2 separate regions of the Homo sapiens genome follow, and region 1 is linked to region 2. The links are chromatin loops, found by intact Hi-C in ENCODE. Cell type or tissue: CD4-positive, alpha-beta T cell. All regions are shown on one strand.

What was found. A loop is a pair of places that touch in the nucleus more often than their neighbours do. Peaks named below come from ENCODE experiments on the same cell type or tissue, not always from the same donor. Only the 100,000 strongest peaks of a DNase experiment are listed, where the experiment ranks them.
Region 1: a loop joins it to region 2, with 2.6 times the contacts of the local background. A loop is called at or near these places in 5 of 110 quality-filtered maps.

Annotation. Positions count from the first base shown.
Region 1 is chr13:73,519,306-73,521,805 of GRCh38, forward strand. No RefSeq gene overlaps it. Among named protein-coding and RNA genes, the nearest start is that of LINC00392, 44 kb to the right of the region's middle. In CD4-positive, alpha-beta T cell, no CTCF peak of the experiment used is centred here; DNase peaks (open chromatin) are centred at 1,466 and 2,116; H3K4me3 peaks cover 1,020 bases; H3K27ac peaks cover 1,455 bases.
Region 2 is chr13:73,707,385-73,709,884 of GRCh38, forward strand. All of the region lies in intron 7 of KLF12 (KLF transcription factor 12), which reads right to left. Among named protein-coding and RNA genes, the nearest start is that of LINC00393, 47 kb to the left of the region's middle. In CD4-positive, alpha-beta T cell, CTCF peaks have their summits at 1,211 (motif pointing left) and 1,416; a DNase peak (open chromatin) is centred at 1,177.

The sequences.
Region 1 (2,500 bases), 190 kb before region 2:
TGGGAATACAGCCCAGTAGGTTTCAGCCTCATTTTACCCAGCCCCATTCAAGATGGAGTTGCTCTGGTTCCCATGCCTCTGACATAGTTAGAACTCTGTGAGCTCCAGAAACCATGCCAAAGCAAAGCCCATGACTACCCTGTGTCCATCCCAAGATTTTCCTGCTGTCGGGGGCACAGCAGGGAGTCTCTCCCTGAGGCGGCCAGGAGTTCCTCAGTCAGAGGGAAAATACAACAGGAGAAGAATGGCTGTGCAGACGGCCTGCATAGATGATCTGGTACTAATATATCATTCAGAAAACACTTGCAATGTCCTTTATGATCCTCTCAGGATATTTTTATTACAATTACGGGCAACAGCCCATGAAAGATACGCCACGGTTCTCAATTTACCCAAGCAACTACCATACTCTTTTCTTTACTTCTGCTCTTACATTTAAAAAAAAAAGTTTCAGGGCTTACATATTACCTTTGCTAATTTTGAAAGAGAAGGAAAACCTGCAGAATCAAAAGCTCAAATAGCTCACTTTAAAAGCACTTGAGAACAAGAGAAAGTTTTATGTGATTACATTAATAGCAGTGACAAATGCATGTAAAACACTTAACTGTGGTCTGTGATGCAAAGAAAACCCATTTAGGTGTCATTCATCTTTTTCACATTAGTACAATGAGTACTCTCTGCTTTCTCTTCTCAGACAACACTTGAATTAGAATGCTGCATTTTCCAGAAGCAAGCCTTCTAACTTTTCTTTCTAGCACACCCTTCTATAGAAATGATTTAACCTCTAAAGCCCAAAAATATAAAACAAGATCTTTTTTTTTTTCATCTAATTCCATCTTCCTAAAATTTTTTTTTGGAAACACTTTGTCTTTGAAGGGACATAATTTCTATTTACTGATTGGCTAGCTCTCATATTTTTCTCCTAAAGAAAATAAAGTATGCAAAAGACCAGGCATGGTGACTTACACTTGTAATCCCAGCACTTTGGGAGGCTGAGGTGGGAGGATCGCTTAAGCCCAGGAGTTTGAGACCAGCCTGGGCAACATAGTGAGACCCCATCTCTACAAAAAAGTTGGGAGATGTGTGATGTGTGATGGCATGTGCCTGTAGTCCCAGCTACTTGGAAGGCTAAGATGGGAAGATCATTTGAGTCCAGGAGCTCAAGGCTGCAGAGATCCGTGATTGCAGCCACACATTCCACCACATTCCAGCCTGGGCAATAGAGTGAGACCTTTTCTTAAAAAGAAAAGAAAAGAAAAGAAAAAAAAGCAAAAAGCACAATAAACTATACCTGCTGGTAAGGTATTTCCTAACTCAGAATCATGAAGAATAGAAAAGAAACAGGGAGATGATAAAGAAGAAAACAGTGATGAGGTGTGGAGAAAAAGTGGAAGGGAGGGGGAAAGAGACGGGGAGGAGACAAGTGAGGAGGAAATGGAGGCATTAGAAGTGGCTGCTCTGAACATGCATCAACCTAGCTTCCCACAGCCGTGGATGCTGCACAGCATGAAAACTTCAAGAAACTTTCACAACTGTTCCCCTCCTCTCCTCCTAACTGCCATCTTCTCCCCACTCCCCAGTCAAGTTTTACACGTGAGAGAAACTGTATGATGTGGTGGAAAAAAAAGTTTTATGGAGAGTCAGATGACCCGCCTCTAACTAACCGTGACCTTGCCAGGTCATTCGGCTCCTCCAATCTTCTATTTCCACACTAGAAATAGCAGGGAGTTGGGCCTGAAGATCCCATAGTCCCTTTCATCTCTGACTTACCTGAAAACTCAGACCTGGAGAAGTTACTTGTGCAAAGCCACATAGCTAGTTAGGGGCAGGGCTAGGCTGGATCTAGGGTCTCCTGGGGAATCATAAGGTTTTTATAGCTTCCTTTAGGTGGAGTGGATTGTGCAGAAATTTATTCCGTGGACTAATACAGGCACCCGTCTTATTGAACCACCCTGTGTTCCCCCAAACCTCTTTACAATTTTGGTTTTTGTTTTTACATTTTTCCTGGAAGGTCAAGTCAGCCTGTACAAGAAACCCAGCAGTAGAGGCTGTCTCCTGTTCACTGTGAAAGTGAAAGCTTGGAGAAGAGCAGCCTGTTTACTAATGAGAGCAGTGAGGTCGTACCTCACTAGAGAGGAAAGAGGATGTCAGGCAGGTAAGGGCTTCAGAGGGTCTGGGTGAAGAATCAGTGCCAGTCTCCTCACTCCAACCTCATCCCTTCTCCCGCAGATGCACACAGGGACTGGGTGGACAGGAGGTCCAGTGTTGTCAGTCCCTCCTGTCTGCCCTTCAAATAAACATTTCAAGGCTCCCAAAGGGATTTCTTGCAAACTTGAGTTTCTGATGTGGAAGGAAATGTTTCCAGATATTTTTTAAAAATCACAACAAGCTCCAGCATCATACAAAGGAAAAGAAAATACTTAGGTTTAAAGCTTTGAAGGAATATTAAATAAGAGACAGAATTTTGGTTATGCCAGATATGAATGCCAGCACTATAGGA
Region 2 (2,500 bases):
AACTTTTGTCTCTGGACTTCAAGTTTGGTGATATTTCTATTATATTTTCTAATGTCTCAGCAGTTACCAATATAGCTCATATTCATGAGCTATTTGATCAGGACTTACAAACAACTTACGGGGAGAGGATTTTTCCTTGAAAAATGTCAGTGTGCTCTTAAATGATTTATTATCTTGGCATCACTAAGCACTATGCTTTATCTAACAAGGAACCTAGATGGGGGGGTCTGAAATGGAGCTTTATGTGGAATGAGCTATTTAATTAATGAATACAGATGTGAAGTCATGAACAGCAGCACTCACTCGTCTGAAGTTAAGATCTAGCAACCACAAGCACCTGCGAACAAAAGGCCACCAGGATGCACAGCTGTCACAAAGCCCCTGATTTTCTTTGTAGGAATATCCTCAAACCACTTCAGAATCTCATCCAGTAAATGAAGATGAAGATTCAAATTAGAAGCAAGAAATACTGGAATAGCAGCAAGAAATGATGAGGCAAGTAAGAAAGTGAGAAAAGACAGAATCTGCAATCATTTAGGATCGCTATGTGTGGAGGGGCGTGTGTACATATGTGTGTGTGCATTCCAAATATGTAATCAAATATAATTAATGGAATAAACATGTAATAGTATTTGATATTAATTACAGAGACTTCATTCATCAAGAGAAAAATTATTAAATAATGTGTGGTTTCATAAAGGTAGGGAAGATCATACTCTGGAAACCATTAAATCAGAATTGCTTAATATTTTTAAGTGTCTATATGAATAAACTTCCTTAATGTACAAAATTCAGATATGAATAATTCCTAAGAAATGTGACTACCTTAAGTTTACTAATTTTTAAGGTTAGAGGTGTATGGCTTTCATATGAATTAAAATGAATATTATACAGGATTACCTACTGGGCCTCACAAATTTATCAGAGAACAGTATGTCAATTGGGGATAGAAAATATTTCCAGATTCATTTGAACAGACTATTTTTACATATTGTAATTCCTTTGCAAAAAAAATTTGATTTTATCTTTATTTTGCCTTTTAAAAAATTCATCATTAAATTGTAATATTCTGCAGAACACTGATAATGTCAGTGTCATTGTTCCATTTTAATGTCATGTCATACATACTGTTAGAGTTCTAGTTTCTCTTCAGACCCTCTTCTAGACTAGACCCAACATCTGGTTCTGGTGCACCATCTAGTGGCTGTAGGAATCACTGATGCCTGAATGTTACTTGCTTTTACTGCATTGTAGAAATTACTAGAGCATTTATTTTTTAGAAAATAGTGAGAATTCTAAAAGGCAAAACCAAATTCACAAAATTATTTTCTTCTAAAATTCAAATGCAAATCAGTTAATAAGCAATAGAACTCTTAACGTGAGGGAATCCATAGTGCATAATTGTTTTGTATAGCACATATTTAAATGACCATATTAATTTAAATGGCAATGCATACTCATTTAAGTACTAATATTTATTTGTGAATATGCATATTTATTTAAATACTCTGTAAACTGCTTCATGTACAGAGACCCACAATTTAGACAGTGGATATAAATAATTAACCTGCTGACAATAATGTGTATGTGATGGCTGAGATATATTTTTTCCTTTTTTTGACATGCCTTAAATGATTAAGCACAAGCAGGCATTAATAAACTCATTCAAAAATACTTGGTCACATCTTCGTGTTATTATCTAAACTGTACACTCATGAAAATATACTTATTTTTAATTTAGAAAGGCACTCCTCAGCATTTCTTTTTCTATTCTAAATTCTTTGCTAATATCTAGAAAATGTACCTCTTTCAAATACCTACAAATATGTTTAAGTTACTAAGTTGTAAATAAAAAGATGACTGATCAGGTACTTATATGGTACAAAAAGATGAAGCATTAAAGGCAAAATTAACTTTCTCAAAGCAAGTTTCTCACTGATACTTACTCCCCTCCCATAGCGTGCATGGCTCTCGTAAGTCAACTGGTATAATCCCAAATTCCAAATTAATTGTTGGTCACACACAAGTAACTTACTCAATATGCCTGAAGCAAAGGTAAGGCTAAGAAGATGTTTACTAAGAGCATGCAAACCAACCTGATTCCCTATAGAAATAGTTTTGATTTCATTTTGAACACTGTTACAAAATCTTATACATAATTATAAATCAGAAGTCAGGATGGGCTCATTTTGAACTAGTTACAGAAAAATCAACCAAATTTCACTTTTTTTCTTTCTAAAAATAATGTTATTTGACTGATAATAGTTCAAGGAAGCCATGACTGCACATAGTAACTATCTCTCTGCTAAGTGGATGAATGGATTTGACATATCTTGGTTTTGGGCAGGTATTTCACAAGGACATTTAGATTTAACTGTGAGGCAGAGAAATGTGAGCTGGAAACAGGAGAGCTAGGTGGATTCTGGCTACTGTTTAAAGAATTAAGACCTATCTGAATGGAGGCCTCTCGGATCATGTCTTAGGGTTTTTTCCTTGAACG